Regions from separate parts of the Homo sapiens genome. Here all the other regions are linked to region 3. The links are chromatin contacts, found by Hi-C or POLR2A ChIA-PET in ENCODE. All regions are on one chromosome and are shown on one strand. The core of a region is the stretch at or near the end of the contact, and the rest is flanking DNA. Distances in the headings are between cores, read along the strand shown. Region 1 has its middle 11 kb from the start of LINC00028. Region 2 holds the start of REM1 (RRAD and GEM like GTPase 1). Region 3 holds the start of HM13-AS1 (HM13 antisense RNA 1).

Evidence for each region. A loop is a pair of places that touch in the nucleus more often than their neighbours do. ChIA-PET counts read pairs that join two places held with the same protein, here RNA polymerase II (POLR2A). Pooled maps may share reads with other maps.
Region 1: a loop to region 3 is called in a pooled map, with 4 times the contacts of the local background. The contact joins the enhancer-like site here to the promoter of HM13-AS1 in region 3. A Hi-C loop is called at or near these places in 2 of 50 pooled maps. POLR2A ChIA-PET finds 5 or more read pairs at or near these places in 4 of 52 experiments (BJ, GM10248, MCF 10A and 1 more).
Region 2: a pooled map shows a loop between it and region 3 (3-fold over the local background). The contact joins the promoter of REM1 here to the promoter of HM13-AS1 in region 3. A Hi-C loop is called at or near these places in 2 of 168 maps with a recorded cell type or tissue (K562 and PC-9), 1 of 37 single-sample maps with no recorded cell type and 8 of 50 pooled maps. POLR2A ChIA-PET finds 5 or more read pairs at or near these places in 6 of 52 experiments (BJ, GM10248, HCT116 and 3 more).

What each region holds. Positions count from the first base shown.
Region 1 is chr20:31,494,630-31,498,396 of GRCh38, forward strand. No RefSeq gene overlaps it. Among named protein-coding and RNA genes, the nearest start is that of LINC00028, 11 kb to the left of the region's middle. Within about 2 kb of position 2,367, at least 12 of the 41 ENCODE cell types and tissues checked have a DNase peak (open chromatin) inside an H3K27ac peak, as active enhancers do.
Region 2 is chr20:31,473,083-31,476,770 of GRCh38, forward strand. It overlaps REM1 (RRAD and GEM like GTPase 1), which reads left to right and starts at 2,206. Exons shown (of 5, transcript NM_014012.6): 1 at 2,206-2,284; 2 at 3,145-3,688. The coding sequence starts at 3,364. It overlaps DEFB124 (defensin beta 124), which reads right to left and starts at 2,045. Exons shown (of 3, transcript NM_001037500.2): 1 at 1,545-2,045. RefSeq lists a silencer at 2,098-2,157.
Region 3 is chr20:31,571,846-31,575,600 of GRCh38, forward strand. HM13-AS1 (HM13 antisense RNA 1) reads right to left here and starts at 1,418. Exons shown (of 3, transcript NR_046853.2): 1 at 1,297-1,418; 2 at 954-1,078. LOC107985416 (a long non-coding RNA gene) reads left to right here and starts at 1,165. Exons shown (of 3, transcript XR_005647051.2): 1 at 1,165-1,593. RefSeq lists an enhancer at 775-1,316 and silencers at 1,118-1,697, 3,200-3,369.

The DNA of each region.
Region 1 (3,767 bases), core at 1,117-3,616, 76 kb before region 3:
ACGCCCGACTAATTTTTGTATTTTTAGTAGAGATGGGGTTTCACCATGTTGGTCAGGCTAGTCTCACACTCGTGGCCTCAATGATCCACCCGCCTCAGCCTCCCAAAGTGCTGGGATTATAGGTGTGAGCCACTGCTCCCAGCCAGGAAATGTATTGTATTCTAAATAGTCACATACCAGCTCAAAATCAGGGATTCTGTGTTTATGGAAGGAGGAAATAGATATTGGGGGACAAGTCAGAAAAAAAAAAAAAAGGAAAGACATTGAGAGATAACCAGCAATCAAGGGTCAACCAGTAATCTCTGCTACAATGCCGTACGTATCGGTTAATATGCTTTTTTCACTCAATGTGTACTGGCTTTCTATCCATGCTTTATTCTTATACATTTCCCTTGTTATTTGGGGGGTTATATTGTTCTTATTTTTCTATCTTCTTCAGATAGAAACCTCAATCATTTATTTGAGGCCTTTCTTCTTTTCCAATTTAGCATTGAAAGCTATAAATTGCCTTCCAACACTGTTCTAGATGCATCCCACAAATTTTGGTATGTTGTGCTTTTCATTATCATTCAGTTCAAAATATTTTCTAATCTCCCCTGTGATTTGTTCTGATTCCCATAGGTTATTCCAAAGTATGTTAATTTCAAAATATTTGGGGGTTTTCCATTTGTTTGTTTATTTCCACTGCAAATTTGAGACTTAATAATTCAACATATGGCCCATCTCGATGCATGTTTCATGTGCACCTGAAAATACTATGTATTCTGCCATTGTTGGGCATAATGTTCTAAATGCCAGTTAGGTCAAAGAGGTTGATAATGCTGTTCAAGTCTTCTCTATGCTTAGTGATTCTATGCCTACTTGTTTTATCAATTACTGAGAAAGGAGTGTTGTATGTGACTGTTTCTCCTTCCAGTCTGTCAGTTTTTCCTTTACCTTTTTCTTTTTCATGGCTGTACTACTTTTCTACAGTATGGATGTACCATAACATATTTTACCCATTGAGGGGCATTTAGGTTAGTGCAAATGTTTTGCCCTTCACAACAGTGTGACATTCAATATTTTTACATGTATAGAAGAGATTACCAAATTCAAATTTACTAGTCAAAGGGCACATACGTTTTACCTTTTGACACACCCTGCCAAATTGCCCTCCAAAGGGGCTGTTTTGTTTATATTCAGATGAATTGTGCCAAATTCCCTACTTTGTGACCCACATTAGATATTACCAGTCTCTTCTCATTTGACCTTTTATTGGGGACAAGATGAGAGAAAGTAGGAAGGAAGGTGTCTCATTGCCTATTTTGCTTTTCCCTAATTATAACAAAGTTGAGCTGTATTCTGCTCAATGACTGTGCCCTTTAGCTGCCCAAAACCACAGTGAAGCTTTGAAATTACAGCTTTTAAGGGCTGCATTAAATTCTGAGCCTAGACTATTTCATTCTTTATTCTCTGCCTGGGGTAGAGGAGGGTGCTTTATTCCAGTTACCAGAGCCTCGGTATCCAGTTACTGATACTCTTGGTATCAGCCTAGAGTCCTGATTCCAGAACAGGAAATCTGGCATCAGTCAGGTCTGAATTTGAATCCCTCTGGCTCAGCCATTTGCCAGCTCTGTGACCTTGGGCAAGTAACTTGGCCTCTCTGAACCTTTGGACAGTCAGTTTTACAAAGGAGGATGACAAGCACTTTGCATAGGTGTTATTTAGATTAGAAACTGGGTGTGTAAAGCACCTCTCACAGCACCTAGCACCTAGCAGTCATTAATAACAATTAAATTTTTTAATAGCCATTCATTGGGCATTTGACACGTGAAGAGCACTGAGTTAAGCCCTTTTCCCAGGTTATTTCATTAATCCTCACAACAGTAAGAGATAACACTATTCTACAGATAAAAGATAACTAAGACTCTAAGATGTTAAGTAGCTTGTCCAAAGTCACACAGTTAGTAAAGATCAGAGCTAAGGATTAAATCAGAAATGTCTGGCTTCTAACTAAGCCTGCTTCCCAGGGTAGCTGGCTTATTCGACAGATCAAGAAAATGAGGCCCAGGGAGAGGAAATAACACATGGAATGAAGTGGTGAGCGAGCAGCAGCCATTTGAAGAAATATCCCTCTTCCTTCTGGGTCTGGGTGACCAGCTGGAGAAGAGACTGGAGAGAGTGGAGGAAGGGACAGCCACCCAGCAGAGGAGGCAAGAGCATGGAAAATGTCTCTTTCAGCCAATTTTCCTGAGGAACCCTGGCTGAGGCTCAGGGCTGGGAATGGAAAGTGTGCAGGGAGGAGGCGCAGCCGCGTCCACCCGGAGAAACTGTCTGCAATGTCCTGCCGGGAGAGGCCAGGGGGAGGGAACTGCTGGGACCGCAGTGGGTGAAGGAGCCGGAGGGGCAGATCCGGGAGGATGAGGATCTGGCATCTGTCCAGGGCCAGGTCTCCTGGGAGAGGAGGGGCAGGCATTCCCCGAGCTCCCTGCTTCCTCCTTGGGCTCCCCGGCTCTGCCAACTCCTGCTGTGCCCTGCCCATGAATCTGGGCATCAACCACTCCTGGAATGGAGATGCTGGCAAACTCGACTCTCTGGGGATGCGCACAGCTGACTCAGGGAGGGTGCGGTGGCCAGGAAGAAGGATCGATCCTATTCTCAGAGATCTTCGCCAGGGCTGGTTAAGATCTGAGAGCCATCAGCCACATCAAATGCATCCTGATCTCTATGACATCAGTGCGGTCCCTCTGCCTGGTAAATCTCCTCTTGCTACTCACAATGCCCATAATTCCACCATTATGGATACAACCAAGGCTCTTGTTCAGTATACAAAGGTATGGTCATACTAATCATTAAAATATTTAAATGCATTCCTACTAGTTGGTAATAACCCATGCCCTGAGTGTCCTCCAAGTACCAGGTATAACAGACCCTCCAGGCCTTCCTCTGGAAGCCTCCAGGGCCCCTCCCCTTAACAGCCATTAAAGGGGTAGTACCCTTACCACGGCAGGGCCACCCAGGGCTATGTGGATCATCAGTAAGTGATGGTCACAACCATTATTACTACTTTTCATATCACTCCTGGAAACAACCCTTTGGATCACAACTTTGTCTCCTGTTTAAAGGCAAATGGTAGAAATTTAGAGGTGAAGAGGCCCTGTGCAATCTCTTCATCTTTCAGATGAGGAAACTAACGCCCAGGGAGAAGCAGAGACTTGCCCAAGGTCACACTGCCAGGCAGTGTAAAACAAGGTATTAGAATGCAGGTCCCTGACTCCTGACACTTCCTTTAGGTGTCAGTTTATCTGGACCCCACACACTGAACTTGAGCAGGTAATGGAAGGAAGTGATGGGGAGGGACCTGTCTCAAGAAAGAAGTGAGAACCAATCATTTGGCTCTTTACCTGGTCACCATAGTCATGGCAACAGTCTCCTTGGTCACTATCTCCTTAGAGATAGTTGCCATGGCAACCACTACCCCGGGGCACCAACTTTCTGACACCCAAGAGCCTTAAGATAAACCAGAAGCAAGTCTGTTCCATAGCACTAACCCATATCAGAGCTCCGAGTAGGAAAGAGACTTGCCCAACATCACACAGCAAGCTGGCAGTGAAGTCAAGCTTCCTGAGTCCCCCACCCGAGGCTCTCACAGCAGCCCCACCCTCTCTACAGCTGACACCGCCCCTCCCCCACCTATCCCCATTTTTCTGCCTGCTTTGGTGCTTCCCACATTCCTCCAGCCCTCAGTCAGGATCTCCTTCCCACGGCATCTCACCCTTGGCTGCCTG
Region 2 (3,688 bases), core at 956-3,455, 98 kb before region 3:
CTGCTTCCAGCCCAGGCTTTATTGAGCTGCAGATGAAGGCAGTGCTGTGGGCAGCAGGCCTAAGTGGGAGTATGAGGCCATGTGGTCCCCAGGCTGCTTGGGATTTCAGCCAGCTACGTGGGAACTGGTCAGCCACACCCTCCGGAGCCTGTTGAGCTCGGAAGGGGAGGTAGAATTTTCTGAGGCAGTGTCTAGGGTCAGAAACTAGACATCTTCCCCACCTAAGAGAGTGGAAAAAATCTTGGCTTAAGAGAGACCTAGTTCAATCCCCCGCATCTCCCCCTAACTGCTGTGAGACATCAGACAAGTCACTTAACCTCTCTGAGCCTCAGGCTGTTGTCTATGAAATGATGACAAGCATCCCTTACAAGGCCAAGTGAACAGCATGTATGCAGGCCTACTCTAAAATGGGAAGAGTAATAGTACCCATGTCATAGAGAGTAATAGCTACCCATCTCATTTAGGGGACTAAATGAAGTAATACAGTGGCTCCTATACTATGGTTCCCCCAGCAAGCAGCAGCAACACCTGGGACTTGTTAGAAACACCAGTTCTTTAGCCCTACCCCAAACCTACTGAATTCACCTCTTCCTAAGCAGAAGAAGGCCACAGGTCACAGAGCAGCCCATGGGTCACAGGTTAAACCACTGGTTACAAGTTAGACCACAGATTCACTAACACTGGTCACAAGTTAGCTCTCTGGTCATTTGTTAGATCACTAGTCATAGATGAGAGTATGGGTGGGTCCCGGCAAAATGTGGCTTAACAAGCCCTCCAAGTGATTCTAACACACCGCCAAAGTTTGAGAACCCCTGAGATAATATCCGTGCAGAGCTTAGAACAGTGTCTGGTACACAGGAATCTAAGTTGCATCATGAAAGATGAGTAGGGGAAAAGGTATCCCGGGCAGAAAGAATAGAATGTGCCTAGAAGAGTAGGGCATGAGCCAAGCAAGGGTTTTCCTGGGAGGAGAGGTTGAAATGATTCTGCAGAGAATAGGTTGGGGCTTGAATGCCAAGTTCAGACTTTTGTATTATAGACAACCAAAAGTTTTTTAGCAAGAGTGTAAGCTGTTCATATTATAGTTTTAAATAAAGAAACTGAAACCCAAAGAGGGAAGTTGACTTGCCTAAGGTCACACAGCAATTGTGCTGCAGAGATGGAAAAGCCAAGTCACCTCACTCCCAGACAATGAAGGGTGCTGCACCACTCATGGCCCATCTTGCAAGTTAGAAAGGTAAGCTTAGAGGGCCAAGCCACGGAAGGAAGCCAGGCACGAGGGGGTTCTGTATCAGCTCCAAGACCTGTGGGGGCTGAGCCAGTCTGTTCAGCTGCTGTGGGAGTTATTCCAAGCTGAACACCTGAATCCCCTCAGCCATGACAATGAGCCCCACCCACAGGTGCAGCCTGGTCTCCATGGGCTCCACACACAGACACACCCCAATTTCTCAAGACCTAAAGGGAGGCAGCCCAGTCAAAGAGTCTGGATCCTGGCCCCTTGGATGGCCGACGTCACCAGCAATCTCTTTCCTCCTCCTCCATACCTGGGAGCATTTTTTTTTTCAGCCATCAGTAATAGAAACAGTAGACAGAGTGGCAGAGACCTCAGGCCCAGGCCCAGCTAAGCCTCAGTTGGTGAATGAATGAATGATGCCAAAATAAGATTTTCATAATTCTTCAGTGCAGACTTCCTGAGCTCTCTCTTCCTCCAAGCCACCTCCCAAAATTAATTCTTCATCCAGAGCAGAGTTTCTTAAAGTGAGGTCAGTGAACCGCCTGCATCAGGATCACTTGGGGCACTTGTTTAAAACGCAGATTCCCGAACCCCTCCCCCAGCACCGTGGAATCCGCCTCTCTTGGAAGGCGGGACCTGAAAATTTAGCAAGTTCCCCAAGTGGTTTTTCTGGGGGCTAATATGTTAGTGCATCCCCTTGATGGAGTGGACAGATGTGGACGCAGATGGAGCTCCAGACCCAGGAATCCAGAGCCCCCATCCTTCCTTTCTCGTCTGCCACCCTCACCCGGTGCGTAGGGCTGGCAGAAGCGGGTCAGCTGAGCTCTGCACTTTCAGAAAAGTCACTGAGCGGCCAGGGCCTTGGGGCGGGGACCCCGGGGCTGCCCTAATGGGGCGGGGCTGGATGGGGCGGGGTCGCGGCTCCTCCCCCGGCCGAGGCGGCGAGGGGAGGGGAACTGGCCTGAGGGGCTGCTCACTGAGGCGGGTGGTACAGCCTGGAGCATCCAGCCGCTGGAGCTGCGAGGGACCCTGGACCCCTCCCACGCCGAGGTAAAGCCCTGCGCTACGCGCCGCCAACTTGCTCAAGTTGGAGCAGAGTTCGCCAGGCGATTGAAGGGGGATTCGGCAGCGTTGGCAGGAATAGGGGGGCTTCGAAACCGCGTCCCTAGGGTGAGGGTCTTCAGACCTGGGACCCGGAGGGCTGGATAGCCCTGGACAAAGACCCCTCCAACCCCAGGATGGGGGATTCACACCCGGGATGCCGGCTGAGAAAGCTCGGACCCAGACTCCAGGAATGGCACAGCGTTCCCGGGCCCTGTGGTCTGCCCTCCCCGTCCCCTGCCAGGACCCTGTCCTGTCACCTAACCTGGGGCCTGACCGGCGGCAGCTCCCGTCCCCAAAAGCAGTTGGAGGCCGTAGCGCCAGCCGCTCCTGAATTTTTCACACAGGGGGCGGGTCAGACACGCGGTTCCCATGGCACTAGGGCACTCGGGTTACAGTCGGGTTACCCCCATACCCCCCTCGCGCTTCTGGAGTGCCAACCCGCCCTCCTGCCTCTTCCTCCTCAGACCCCGTGAAATTGGGCATCGAAAGTTAAGTAGCCCCTACCCTTGGGGGAGACCTGAAACTGCACTCCCAACCCAGAAGCTGTGAAAGAGAGCGGTGGGGAAGGGGAGGAGGGGGACAATTCAGATGTCTTTCAGAGCCAGGGCCTCATGTTCTGTGGCAAGGGCAGGTCCGTGTACACGGAATGGGGAGTGTGCATGTGAGGACATCCCACCTTACTACTGCCCCTCCACCTGCCTGTCTGTCATCAGGAGTAGATCATCCTTAAGACAAGGGAATGGCCTCTGGGTGTGCATGTCTGTGTGTTCACAGCCTGCACACTCACTCCTTCCATCCGGATCCAGGTTTATGCAGAGCCTGAGGCCAGAAAACCTAGGGACTTTCTGCCCCAAGAAGCTGAGGCACCTCCTACTCCCATCTGAACAAGAGGGGGATCTGGAAGAAGCCATACAGCAGCTCATCAGGACACTATAGAAAGAAGCAGCTCAAAGCAATTGGCTGACAGCCAATTCCCCCTTCTTTCAGAAGGAAAGAAGGAAGAAGCAAACCCCCCCCTACCAAAGATGACACTCAACACCGAGCAGGAAGCAAAGACCCCTCTGCACCGGCGAGCCAGCACCCCACTGCCCCTGTCCCCACGGGGCCACCAGCCTGGCCGCCTGAGCACAGTGCCTTCCACTCAATCCCAGCATCCCCGGCTGGGCCAATCAGCCTCCCTCAACCCTCCCACCCAGAAACCTTCACCTGCCCCAGATGATTGGTCTTCTGAATCCAGCGACTCTGAAGGCTCCTGGGAGGCTCTCTACCGTGTGGTGCTACTTGGAGATCCTGGAGTGGGGAAGACCAGCTTGGCCAGCCTCTTTGCAGGGAAGCAAGAGAGGGACCTCC
Region 3 (3,755 bases), core at 168-2,667:
TCGGGAGGCTGAGGCAGGAGAATGGCCTGAACCCGGGAGGCAGAGCTTGCAGTAAGCCGAGAGAGGCAGGCGGATCACAAAGTCAGGAGTTCGAGACCAGCCTGGCCAATATGGTGAAACCCCGACTCTACTAAAAATACAAAAATTAGCCTGGCATGGTGGCAGGCGACTGTAGTCCCAGCTACTCAGGAGGCTGAGGTGGGAGAATCACTTGAACCCAAGAGGCGGAGGTTGCAGTGAGCCAAGATTGCACCACCGCACTCCAGCCTGGGGGACAGAGTGAGACTCCGTCTCAAAAAAAAAAAAATTATTCAGTGAAAGTGGATCATCATAAATAAAGATCTTCATCCTGGTCTCTGTGTTGAGGAAGAGGAGGGGGTTGGTCTTGGTGTCTCAGGGGTGGCAGAGGTAGAAAAAAAGTCCACGTTTAAGTGCACCTGCACAATTGAAACCCGTGTTCAAGTTTCAAATGTATCTTAAGATTTACTTAATCGTTGTAACAACACTTTGAGGTACCTACATCATTCTTACGATGGGGAAACTGAGGCAGAGACCGTAAGGGCGGGCCCAGGGGGCATGTGAACCCAGAGTGTCTGGCTTCCAAGACTCGTATTCACCGTGGTGCCGTTTGACATGATCAGGATAATGGATCCCTGGTTCCTTTTGGGGGCAGCATTGGAGAAGGGGGTTTGGCACCGTCAGTCTGACAGCAGGGCTGGCTCCTGCAGTGTGAATGAAGCGGTCTTGTGCTCGACTGTGAAGGGGGGTTAGGACCTGCTTCCCAGGGCGGGTCCAGCTTTCTGAGGGAAAGCCTTCAGAGCCTCCATCAGGCCGGCACCAGGTACCAGTTAAGCACTGGGCAGGGAACAGAAGTGGTCAAACGCCGCTTGCCGCGACTTGAAACTGCTGAATAAATGGATAATGTCAAGCGCTATGGCTTAGGGCAGTAGTACCTCCGGTTCCTACGATCGTGTCTGGGGTCCCTGAGGAGCAAGGCAAGAGTCGGCCATTCAGGAGGTCAGAGTTCAGCTGTTCTTGCACAAGCAGGGAAGCTGAGTCACCCCAAACACGGGCAAGACTAGCGGTGGTATCAAATGGCTATCAGGGGCGGGGCCTCAGGGGCCTGCCCCTGCCTCCCCGCCCTGCGTTTGGATTCCCTCCAGCATTCCGGGCCAGGGCGCGGGAGGCGGAGGCCGAGGAGAGGACGGGAGGAGGCTGCATCCTGCCCTGGTGCGTCAGGAAGGGCCGAGCGAGCGGGAAGGAAAGCACCACCCCCCACCCCCGCCGCGGCCACACCTGGGTTCTCCAGGCGGGCAGGGGGGCCCCCGGGCCGGCGCCTGGCTCCAGCAAGTCTGGGCCGCCTCCCCGCGCCGCCCCGCGGGGGCCGCCAGATGGGCTGCCCGCCCGCCAGCTCAGCGACGCAGGCAGGAAACGCCGGCCGGGCTGCCAGGAACGCGCGCAGGGGAGGGGGCGGGCCCGGCCGGGCCACGCCCGCCGGAGGGGAAGGAGGGGCCAAGCACCGCCCGGCGGGGACTGGTGAGCTCCAAGAGCCTGCGATCCCGGTCCCTGCCTTTACTAGATGGGTTTCCTTGGGTAGGTCGTTTTACTTCTCTGTGCCTCACTTTCCCTACCTGTAAAGCGGGGCTGCCTGTCTCCGCTCTTTTTCCCTTTTCTCTTTTATTTGTGCAGCAGGGTTTCACTCTGTCGCCCAGGCTGAAGTGCAGTGGCGCGATCACGGCCCACTGCAACCTCGACCTCCTGGGCTCAAGCGATCCTCCCACCTCAGGTGGGAATATAGGTGTGTCCCACCACGCCTGGCTTTTTTTTTTTTCCCCTAGTTGAAACGGCGGTTCTCACTCTTGCTCAGGCTGGTCTCGAACTCAGGCTCAAGCAATCTTCCCACCTCGGCCTCCCAAAGTGCTGGGATTAGAGGCGTGAGCCACCGCGCCGTGCCTCAGCTATTTTCGTGTGACCGTGTGATCTCAGGACACTTTCTTTCCCTTCTCTTCCTTGGTTTTCTTACCTGAAAAATGGGGTGAACAATTGAACCTCCCTCAACCATGGGCTAAGCCTTTGTTTTCCTCTCCACCGTAGCCCCAACACTTGGCCCATTGCCTGAAACATGAAGGCACTCAGTATTTGTTGTAAGAGTGACTATAAAGGTTTGGGACAATCCTGAGGGCCTGGCTACAGCAGGCACTTCATAAATGGACACAAATTATCAAATTACCTAGAGTCTAATGTTTACCAACCTGCGGCTTCAGGCAAGTGACTTCCCATCTCTGAGCTTCACTTTCCTCGTCTACATAATGGCTGTGAGGATTAAGTAAAATAAATAAATACATGGAAATCACACATAGTGTGTTCTCAATAGATATTTATGGAAGAGTCTCCAAAATATTAAAAAAAGGGAGATACTATTTTGAGTAAATTTGAGGGCAAGGAATATACAAAGGAGTTAGGTGGCTTGGAAGAAGATTTTTGCTATATATGTAAACTAAGCTGTGTGTGGGTGGGTATTTTGCTTGTTGGTTTTTGAGACAGGCTCTCACTGTAGTCCAGGCTGGAGTGCAGTGTGGCAGTCATAGCTCACTGTAACCTTGAACTCCTGCACTCAAGCCATCCTCCCACTTCAGCCTCCTGAGTAGTTAGGACTACAGGTGCGTGCTACCACACCCTGCTCACTTTGCATTTTTTTTTTATTTTATTTATTTATTTTTTTGAGACATAGTCTCGCTGTGTCGCCCATGCTGGAGTGCAGTGGCGCAATCTCGGCTCACTGCAAGCTCCACCTCCCGGGTTCATGCCATTCTCCTGCCTCAGCCTCCCAAGTAGCTGGGACTACAGGCGCCCACCACCACCCTGGCTAATTTTTTTTTGTATTTTTAGTAGAGACGGGGTTTCACCGTGTTAACCAGGATGGTCTCCATCTCCTGACCTCATGATCCGCCCGTCTAGGCCTCCCAAACATGCTGGGATTAGAGGCGTGAACCACCACGCCCGGCCTCATTTTGTATTTTTAAAACTTTGGCCCGGGCGCGCTGTGGCTCACCTCTGTAATCCAGCACTTTGGGAGGCCACGGCAGGCAGATCACGAGGTCAGGAGTTAGAGACCAGCCTGACCAACATGGTGAAACCCTGTCTGTATTAAAAAGAAATATGGTCAGGTGCAGTGGCTCACGCCTGTAATCCCAACACTTCGGGAGGCCAAGGCGGACTGATCATTTGAGGTCAGGAGTTTGAGAGCAGCCTGGCCAACATGGTGAAATCCCGTTTCTACTAAAAATGAAATAAAATTAGCTGGGTGTGGTGGCACGCGCCTGTAGTCCCAGCTACTCGGGAGGCAGAGGCAGGAGAATTGCTTGAACCCAGGAGGTGGAGGTTGCAGTGAGCCGAGATGGTGCCATTGCACTCCAGCCTGGGCAACAAGAGTGAAACTCCGTCTCAAAAAAAAAAAAAAAAGAAAAGTTTTTTAATTAGGCTGGACATGGCTCACACCTGTAATCCCAGCACTTGGGACGCAAAAGGATGTAGAATGCTTGAGGCCAGGAGTTCAAGACCAGCCTGAGCAACATAGCAAGACTCCTCCCAATCTCTAAAAAATTTTCTTGGCCGGGCGCGGTGGCTCATGCCTGTAATCCCAGCACTTTGGGAGGCCGAGACAGGTGGATCACCTGAGGTGAGGAGCTCGAGACCAGCCTGACCAACATGGTGAAACCCCGTCTCTACTAAAAAATACAAAAATTAGCCAGGAA